Regions from separate parts of the Mus musculus genome. Here region 2 is linked to region 1. A link is a contact called in ENCODE Hi-C or POLR2A ChIA-PET data. All regions are on one chromosome and are shown on one strand. The core of a region is the stretch at or near the end of the contact, and the rest is flanking DNA. Distances in the headings are between cores, read along the strand shown. Region 1 holds the start of Cdk5rap1 (CDK5 regulatory subunit associated protein 1). Region 2 holds the start of Snta1 (syntrophin, acidic 1).

What was found. Hi-C counts contacts between places; a loop is a spot of excess contacts on that map. ChIA-PET counts read pairs that join two places held with the same protein, here RNA polymerase II (POLR2A).
Region 2: a loop to region 1 is called in a map of gastrocnemius, with 6 times the contacts of the local background. The contact joins the promoter of Snta1 here to the promoter of Cdk5rap1 in region 1. A Hi-C loop is called at or near these places in 5 of 37 maps with a recorded cell type or tissue (gastrocnemius and heart). POLR2A ChIA-PET finds 5 or more read pairs at or near these places in 3 of 5 experiments (Patski and embryonic stem cell).

The regions. Positions count from the first base shown.
Region 1 is chr2:154,369,084-154,374,032 of GRCm38, reverse strand. It overlaps Cdk5rap1 (CDK5 regulatory subunit associated protein 1), which reads left to right and starts at 1,314. Exons shown (of 14, transcript NM_025876.2): 1 at 1,314-1,352; 2 at 3,078-3,397. The coding sequence starts at 3,097.
Region 2 is chr2:154,405,933-154,411,104 of GRCm38, reverse strand. Snta1 (syntrophin, acidic 1) reads left to right here and starts at 3,021. Exons shown (of 8, transcript NM_009228.2): 1 at 3,021-3,425. The coding sequence starts at 3,134.

The DNA.
Region 1 (4,949 bases), core at 65-2,564:
GAAGCTTGGAAAAAACACTTATGCTACATAGGGTGGTTCTGACCCCAGGGCTCCGATCTGGCTGAATCCTGTTCTCAGCATTTTCTTGAGTGTAGGGACTATGGGTTCGGTCTGGGGGAGAAGAGGTATTTTGGCTAGAGTCAACAGGGAAGGGAGAATGGCTGAGAGGGCCAGGGCAGGAATGTGACAGGAGTAGGGTAAGGAGGTAGTGAGGAACAATTAGGCTGTTCAGGGCCATCTGGGAGATCCAGGAAAGACGAGGCCGTTCAGAGCTAGCCACAGAAACCACTGGTTAGCCTCTTTTCTATTTTTTTTTACATTTATTCTATTCCATCTGTCTGTCTGCCTGTCTGTCTGTCTATCCATCATCTACGAAATTTTACTATGTAGCTCTTTCTGGCTTCGAATTAGCCTGCCTTTGCCTCCTGAGAACACCGAAGTGTGCTACAGCGTCCTGAGACGTCTGTGTGTGTGTGTGTGTGTGTGTGTGTGAGAGAGAGAGAGAGAGAGAGAGAGAGAGAGAGAGAGATGTTGCATGTCCCATGGCCTATCTGTGAAGTTCAGAGGGCTTGTGGGAGCCAGTTCTCCCTTCACCTTGTGGGTTCTGGGGATTAGACCCCAGGTCGTCAAACAGCAAGTGTCCTACATGCTGAGCCATCTCACCAGCCCCATGGTGGCCCTTTTCTTAAAGGGTCTGGTGAGGAGAGGGAAGGAAAGTACATATGGCAGGAGGGAGCTAACGGGTGACAGGCTTGAGGAGAAGTCAGAGCTCCTATTTTCCAGGGGGCAGAACACCCCTAAGAATCCCTTACTCTCTTGGGGCAAGGGCAGATACAGACTCTGAGACTGCCCACCTGTTTGTTTGTTTGTTTGTTTTTCTAATTAAAAAAGATTTATTATGCATAATAGTACAGTGTCGCGGTCTTCAGACACACCAGAAGAGGGCATCCATCGGATCCCTTTACAGATGGTTGTGAGCCACCATGTGGTTGCTGGGAATTGAACTCCAGACCTCTGGAAGAGCACTCAGTGCTCTTAACCGCTGAACCATCTCTCCAGCCCGCCTACCTGGTTTTAAGCTTTACTTAACTTTTTTTTTTGGGGTGGGGTGGGGTGGGGGTGGGGGGCGGTATTAGCATTTAAAGAAGTAGTAGGTCTCACGGCTTTATTTTTCAAAGCCAGGGTCCTGGGACTCGAAGCCGGCAGGAAACACTACCATTAGAACACCGCGGGCGAAAGTCACGGCGGAACAGAAGTTGCACGCCTAGGCGCGCAGCGGAGGACTCCTGAGAAGGGAACCCACGCAGATCGACAGTTTCCGGTTTCGGACGCGGACCTTGCAGTTGTGGGAGGTGAGAGGCTTGAGATTGAGTTTAGTGTCCTGCGGGTGACCCGCGGTGGCGCAGGGCGGGCTCGCACCGTCCAGGAAAAGCCAGAAGCGCTAGGAGAAGGTATCACTGGGCAGTGTTAGGCCTTGAGTAGGACCGCTGCGAGTGTAGCTCAGCCCCGCTGCCGGCTCTTGGCCAAGTCACAGCGTCCTTCTAAGCCCTAGTATTTGCCCTGTGAAGCAGAGATGGGGTCTGATAGACCTCGGAGAGGGGCTACGGGGCTCACGCAGTTGCCGCCGCCACGCCTAGCACTCACACGCTTGGATGTGGTAGGTGGTTCCGCGCTGTGCTGTGCAAAAACTTGAAGCTTTTGATCCTTCCACCAGGTTCGTCAGAAAGGACCGTTCCCCACCCCAACACTCATACATGAAGACGCGCCCAGAACCCGGCCAAGGTCCATGCTTTGAAATGAAGTGTGGGCTGCTAGTGAATGATTGTGAGCCACCACTTGGTTGCTGGGAATTGAACTCAGGCTCTGGAAAAGCAGTCAGTGCTCTTAACCACTGAGCCACTGCTCTAAGTCCCCCCCTCCCCCAATCTAAGTTTTTAATGTGTAATTCTTATAACATCTGGCAAGGGGTAAGGTCCTATTGTACTTTTTTTTTTTTTTTTTCCAAAATGGATATGACATTTGTAGTCCAGAGGTGGAAATTTGACTTGTAAAAACGTGGTCACACAACAATTAAAGGGCAGAAGTAGATGATTTGAAAGCTCACACCTGGGCTGTTAAGATGGTTCACATACCATAATATGCATAAAAATAAAAATGTGAAAAAAATTAAAACTCAAACCAAAAGTCTCCTCTCCGACAAGAGAGTAGGTTGGTGTTTTTTTTTTTAATTACATTTTATTTATTTGGTTTTTGTTCCTGTGCTCATGCACATGAATGTGCCATACATAGTGTATGTGTAGAGATAGAAGAATCTATGGAAAAGAATTCTTTCTACTGTGTGGCTTTCAGGGAGTCAGGCTTGGTGGCAGGTGCCTTCATCCACTAAGCCATGTCACTGAGCCGCCTTTATTTATTTTCACCTGTAAATTAGAGATATAATATATTTTAAGAGCCCTCACTGTTGTCCAGGCAGTCCTGGGCTCAAATGATCTTCCTGCCTTAGCCTCCCAGGTTACTGGGAATATAGGTTTACCATGTTTAGATTAAGGTAAACTATCATAAAACGTACCTTAAGGGAGGTGGTGGTGCACACCTTAAATCTCAGCACTCAGGAGGCAGAGACAGGCTGATCTCTGAGTTTCAGGCCAGCCTGGTCTACAGTGCAAGTTCTAGGACAGTCAGAGCTATACAGAGAAACCCTGTCAAAACAAAACAAAACAAAACAAAACAAAACAAAACAGTACCTTGGAACTGGGTTGTGATTCTGGCATTTGGAAGACTGAGGTGAGAGGAATGAGAAAAGTTGGAGGTCAGTATGGACTTCATAGGAAGATCTCAAAAAACAAACAAACAAACAAACAAACCTAACCTCACATAACCTCACAATCTGCCCAGCCTGGACTACGTAGGAAGTTGAGTTCCAGGCCAGCCCAGAATAATCCTGAGATTAAGTCTCAACATCTCTTATGAGCCCTGCTCCCCCCAAAAAGCATTTTTCTGTTTTAGCGAGGAGGAGTGTCCAGAGCAGTCCTGTATGGAGTGTGCCGTAAATACTGGTGTGTTTCATTCCTTTGCAGATTTGGGGCTGCAGGTGCCATGCATCCTTTACGGTGTGTCCTCCAAGTACAGAGGTTGTCAGCACCATTCACCTCCATGTGCTGGGTGTTGCTTAGGACCTGCAGAGCACAAAGCAGTGTGTCCAGCACTCCTTGTCCCAGTCCAGAGGCGAAGAGCTCAGAAGCTCAGAAGGACTTCAGCTCCAGGCTAGCCACTGGACCGACTTTTCAGCATTTTTTAAGAAGTGCTTCAGTTCCTCAAGAGAAACCATCTTCTCCAGAGGTGGAGGACCCACCTCCCTATCTCTCGGGGGATGAACTTCTAGGAAGGCAGAGAAAAGGTTGGCTTTATTTTTTCCCTTTGGCTTCCTTGCTCCACTGCAGCCTCTGTGGCCTGATTGCTTCTGCTGTTCTCTTACTACATTCTTGGCTTTAGGAAGTTGATAGTGTGGGCAGGTTGATTAATATAAAACCATCAGAGCCCACGAAGTAGCATTACTCTAAAGAAACTGAAGGGCTGGGCTGGGGGAGAGTTGTGTGGTGGAGTGGTTGCCTAGCATCTGTGATGCTCTGAGCTCCATCCACAGCATCCTCATCTCCTCAAGAAAACACTCAAAGCTGTGCACACGTGAATTGTAGTCCACTCCCTGGTTATGTATGGAGATACTGCAATCCCCGTTTTAATTAAAATTTTTAGGATTGCATTTAAATTACATCATTTATTGTCAGTGTGCGGCAGCTGTGGAGGTCAGGGCATAACTTGTGTTGTCTCCTTCCACCATGTGAGTTGAGAGGTTAAAAGTCAGGCTTGGTGGCAGAGGCCTTATCCACTGAGTCATCTTGCCCAAGCCTATTCCCTGTTTTTTGAAGCTGGGTCTTGTTGTGTAGCCTAGGTTAGTCTGGAACTCAACCCTCTTGCCTCAGCCTCCTAGCTGATGGAATCACTGATGTCTGCCACCTCTTCTGATTTAGAATTTTTTTTCTTTGGGCCTGGCAAGATGACTCAGAAGGTAAAGTTGCTTGCTATTAAGTGTGATGACTTGAGTTTGATCCCTGGAACCCACATGGTAGGAGAGAGCTGACTGCCACAGTTGTCCTTTGACCTCCGAACTGGTGCCATGGCATGTGTGCCTACTATCTTCCACCAAAATATATATGAAAAAAATTGGCTAGGCATGTTGCACACACCTTTGATCTCAGCACTTGGCAGGCAGAGCAGTGGGGTCTCTGTGAGTTCAAGGCGAGCCTGGTCTACATAATGAGTTCCAGGTTAGCTAGAGCTATATAGTTGAGACCCCACCAGAACAAAACAAAAACCCTGATGTTTCCTGTTTCATTTTTTGTTTTGCTTTTTGAGAAATAATCTGTCTCTTTAGCCCAGGTTGTCCTGGAGCTTACTGTGTAGCTCAGGCTGGCTTCATATCCATGGTTCTCCTGCCTTGGCCTCCCATGTGTTGGCTTTATGGGTATGACCCACTATGCCTGGCTTCCACTTGGAATTATAGTCTGCTGGTGGTAATGGGGTTGTAACTAGAAATATGATTTGAAAGAGCCTACTGAAGTGTGAAATTCTTGTTTTGGAACTTTGTGTAAATTTGTGTTTTTACTTCATAATGTGACCATGTCATTTTCATTTTTATTCTGTGGTGTGTACCCTCTGGCCAGTGCTGCTGCTTCCAGAGGCTAGAGAACCCTTTGTTTAGAGGGAAGACTGTATGTAATACAGGGACTTGAATTTAGGTTTTCCTTAGATGAATGAAAAGGGTCATTAGCCCTTACTGTTTTAGTTGCTTCTATAGGCCTATTTCCTTGATTCTAAAGGGGCACACTTCCCTTATATTTCCGATACTATGCACATAATAGGCGTGTGTATGTGATATTGTACTTCCTTGT
Region 2 (5,172 bases), core at 1,772-4,271, 35 kb before region 1:
CAGGCTAGCCTCGAACTCAGAAACCCTCCTGCCTCTGCCTCCCAAGTACTGGGATTAAAGGTGTGCGCCACCATGCCCGGCTTTCTGCCTCTTGCGTGCCATGTAACCTGACTAAACCCCTCTGTAGAGCCTGGGACAGCTGTGTCTCTATCCCATGATCATCGGTCTCAGCAACAAGAGATAATACATTCTACTTAATAGCCATTTCCACTGACCAAGCCCACAAAGAGGGACCCAGGCTTACTGTTTTGCTGTTTTACTTTGAGACAATTGGTATGTAGAATGACCTTAAACTTGGAAATTCCACCTCAGCCTCCTGAGTGTTGACCATAGAAAGCACTTACTGGGTGATGTACTCAGTCATGTCGCTCCTCATCATGAGTGCTGGGAGCACAGGAACTCCTGCTCCATGTCCTGGAGCCTGTGCAGAGGAAACTCACTGTAAGACCAGGACTTCAGACTTGCACACATAGCGTGAGCCAGTAGGGTTCTCTGGCTGGCAGTTCCCTTGTGGTTTTTCTTTTCCCAGCTCCCCTCCTATCTCTTTGGAGTGAACCAGTTTTCTCTGGGAGCTTTGCCCAGGGGTTTGGTAGGTAGCCAGGCATGTGTGTGTGTGTGTGTGTGTGTGTGTGTTCCTGTGTATGGTCAATTTCTGGCTACAGCTGACTAAGTGGGAGAGTAGAGCATTCCTCTGACTACACATTGATGAGGTAGCTGGCAGGGCAGGGAAGCAGATAATTGGCATCACTGATGCTGTGTGATCATGGACACACCACACACACACACGCACACGCACACACACACACACGCATGCACACACACGCACAGGACACATACTTTTCTGTTTCTACACTTTTCTCCTTCTCTGCTAGCTGCTTGGTATACAGACACCTACTTGCCCACTTCCCCTTTCCTCAGTTCTGTCCACAGAGAACATTCCCTAGGGGAGGAGCTCTCTACTAAGGTTTCTTCCCAGAAAGTCTGTCTGGGCTTCATTAAGCAGGACAATACGTGGGGGGACTTTTAAGGATCTAATTCTAGAATTGGTCTTGGGAAAGGGCCTCAGTTCCTGGTGATTCTCTCTCTCTCTCTCTCTCTCTCTCTCTCTCTCTCTCTCTCTCTCTCTCTCTCTCTCTTTCTCTGTGTAGCCCCAGCTGTCCTGGAGCTCACTCTGTAAACCATGCTGGCCTCAATCTTATAGATTTACCTGCCTCTGCCCTCTGAGTGCTGGGATCAAAGGTGTGTACCACCGCTACCACCTGTTGCTGTATTTTAAAAATTTAAAACAGGGTCTCACTCAGTTGCCCAGGCTGGCCTTGAATTTGTGATTCTCTGCTTCAGCCTTTCTGAGTATCTGAGATTACAGATCTTCCTTAGTAGGCCTAGCTTGTCCTTCAATATTTAACTTAAAGTCTGGAGTTCAATTCCAAGCATACATATAGCAGCTCAAAACTATTTTTAACTCTTGTTTCTGGAATCTGGTGTCCTCTTCTGGCCCTCGAGGACTATATGTGGAGCACAGATACGCATAAAGGCAAAACATCAATCCACAAAGAAATTAAAATAATTTAAAAAGTATAACCTGGAACTTGCTATGAACTATAGTTCGTCTAGAATTAATCATGATCCTTCTGCCTCAGTCTCCAGAATGCTGTGATTGCAAATGGATGGCATCTTGCTTAGTTCGATAAGTGCTCCGTGAGTGAAGAGTGAAATTATCTCCTGTTGCTATGCATGCAGGGCAAGGGAGTAGGAGGGATGTGAGCCTGGAAGCCAGAAAGACCCAGGTTAGAAGAGAGGTCTGCTTTTAGTACTCATGTGTCTCAGTTATGCAGGGTTTACCCAAGGCACAAATGATAGCATAGATCAGCCAGCTCATGTGTCATGCAAACACAGAATAAGTGACATACATGTATTGCATATATATATATATATATATATATATATATATATATATATAAAATCATATGTCATTTTATTTATTTTCACTATTTTTGTGTGCATGGGTGTACTTGTTTGCAATGTGAATACAGGTTCCCAAGGAAACTAGTGGTGTCAGATCTCCATGGAGCTGGAGTTACAAGTGGTTGTGAGCTGCCCAATGTGCATGCTGTGAATTTTACTCTGCTCCACTGTAAGAGCAGCCCATGCTCTCTCTCTCTTTCTCTCTCTCTCTTCTGGTTTTTTGAGACAGGGTTTCTCTGTGTAGCCCTGGCTGTCCCGAAACTCACTCTGTAGACCAGGCTGGCCTCAAACTCAGAAATCCGCCTGCCTCTGCCTCCCAAGTGCTGGGATTAAAGGCGTGTACCACCACGCCCGGCTTTTTTTTTTTTTTTTTTTTTTTTCAGCCCATGCTCTTAACCGCTGAGCCTTCTATCTCTTTATGTCTTTTCACTTTTATTTTTATTTTTTAAAGGCAGGGTCTCATGTAGCCTAGACTGGACTCAAACTTGCAGACCCTTCAGCCTCTACCTTCAAGTGATGGGACCAAACCCTCAAAGGAGTGGCATTTCTCCTCCTGGTGGGTGGGTAGGCTTACCTCTTTAGAGGCTGCACCCTTAAGCTGAGTCAGGCCCACAGACTGTTACTGGTACCCTCTCCCCATGGCTCACAAAACGTGAGAAACCATCTTCCTTAGCTCGTTTGCCAGTTAACTCTGTCTGCAAAGTCCCTGGAGCCTATGGTCCTGACACAGGCAGCCCTACCCCAGGATCCTTGATTCTTTTTCTTGTCCTTCAGCTTCCACGAGCTACGGTCCAATCCTCGACGGCGCACAGAACTGGATCCTTGTGTTGCCCCATCCATAGAATCCGGCCCCTTTATGTTCCGCAGAGCGCCCCACCCTCAACCTCCTCTAACTGTGGCCGTGAGGGAACGCGGTTCTGACCCACTCCCAAGTGATCCCGCTGCACATCTTTAGTTTACCGGGTAGCGTCTCTTCAGTCACTCCCGGGGCCCCGCCCCCGTTAGCCCCGCCCCCGACAGCCTGTCCTCCGAAGCTCCGCCCCCGAGGCCGGGGTAGGGTGGCGACTGGCTCTGCTGCCCCGCCGCCCTCTGCCCTGGGCGCTGGGTCGGAGCGGGCCGGGTACGGCGGGACCGGGCGAGCGCAGTGTACTGGGACTTCGAGGCGAAGATGGCGTCAGGCAGGCGCGCTCCGCGCACCGGGTTGCTGGAACTGCGCTGCGGGGCGGGCTCCGGGGCGGGTGGCGAGCGGTGGCAGCGGGTGTTGCTCTCTCTGGCGGAGGACGCGCTGACCGTGAGTCCCGCCGACGGCGAGCCCGGCCCGGAGCCGGAGCCCGCGCAGCTCAACGGCGCCGCTGAGCCCGGCGCGGCGCCCCCACAGCTGCCAGAAGCGCTGCTGCTCCAGCGGCGCCGCGTGACGGTGCGCAAGGCCGACGCCGGCGGGCTGGGCATCAGCATCAAGGGTAGGTGTGGGGCACCCAGGGCACGGGGTCGTGTTGTCTGTGCTGCTGCGGAGCGCTCAGGGGTCATGGGGGCTGGTAAACGAAAACCTGTCTAGGGCGGAAAGGAGTCTCCGGGGGAGGAAGGAACAGAGTGAGGGAAGAGCACCAAGGTCGGAAGGGGCTTGGGGAGTTCAGGTGACTCAGAAGACACAAGTGTGGAAGGATGGGGGGGCGCACCAAGGACATTGGTGCTTAGTTCTGTTTTGAAGCAAAATGGTAGCTATGGGTACCAAGGGCAGGAGGGTCCCCGGGAAGACTGACAGGGGCGGGGGCGGCGGTGAAAGGAAAGGGACTTGAGGCCTGGGACACTGCTAGAACAAGAAGGAGGTGGAAGTCATGAGACACAACCTAGGCAGACTGGTAAAGGCCTGGAGTCTGGGAGCCCAATGTGGGTGCCAGAGATGGGTAGGAGGCACAGGCATTAGCAGAGAAGGGGCCAGTAAGGACCTAGACATCTTGGGCTTCAGAGGCTGTTTGCCTATGCTGGGAGTCCTGATGGCTAGGGTTGAGTCTCCTCATCTGCCCATTTGTACATGAACAGGTACATGGAGAGAGTGAACCCAGAGTTGCCATTCCTTCCTGAGAATTCTTAGTTTCCAAGACTGACAAGTGTTTGGCATGATCTCAATCTCATGTATGCCAGGCTAGACACATGGTCACTATGTAGCAGAGGAGAACACTGAATATAATCTTCCTATTTCCACCTCCAGAGTGTTGGGATTACTGGGCTCTGCTGCTAAAATAGGTTTATGTTGTGCTGGGGATCAAGCCTAGAGCTTTATAGATGCCAAGCAAGCACTTTACCGACTGACTCCTTCCCTAACTCATTTAGGCTGCCATTGGAGTTCTAGAACTGTGAACTTCCACAAGTCACTTCCCATTTCTGAGTCTGTTTTGGTAACTTTACAATGAGGATGTTTCTGAGAGCAGGGCTTGCCGGCATGTGTGAGAGAAAAAGAGGCCAGGAGGGACTCTCAAAGCAACTAAACGCGGTGCTTAAAAATCTATGTTCAGGGGTGGGTGGGTATGGGGGACTTTTGGTATAGCATTGGAAATGTAAATGAGCTAAATACCTAATAAAAAATGGAAAAAAAAATCTATGTTCATAGCCAGCGCTAGACTCATCATTTCTGTCCCTCTGTCCGTCAGATTGAAAGTATTCATATACTCCCAGGCCTCCTGGGAGGTGCTTGTGTGATAGCTCGCTTAGATCCTTTGGCCCAGGTTAGGGGATAAGCATGGTGGCGAATGTTAGGTGTTGTGGCCACTACATTTAGCTCATGGTCTATTCCATCTTGACCATCAGTGGTGAAAGGTGAGTTTAATCATCAGTGGTGAGCTCAATCTCCATTTTTGCAGGTAAGAGAACTGAGACTCAGAAGAGAAAAATAATTTCCCTGGGGTTCAGTCAGTGAATGGCAGAACCAGGGTTTAAATCTTAATTATAGAGCTACTATTGCCCTAAAGACTGTCCAGGGAATCATACCGTTCCTAGTCAGCTAAAGGGGGAATGGAAAAACAGAGAGCAGGCACCAACTTTCATCCCAAACTCGATGATAGGTCCAGGAAACAGACCAATTAAAATACACTTAGTGTGTCAGAGCAGGAAGGAACTAGAGTTCTAGAAAGTTCTGCTTTGTGACAGACAAACCGACTCTCAGAGGAGCAGGGTCTTGCCATGGTACAGAGACACGACTCAAATCTGTAC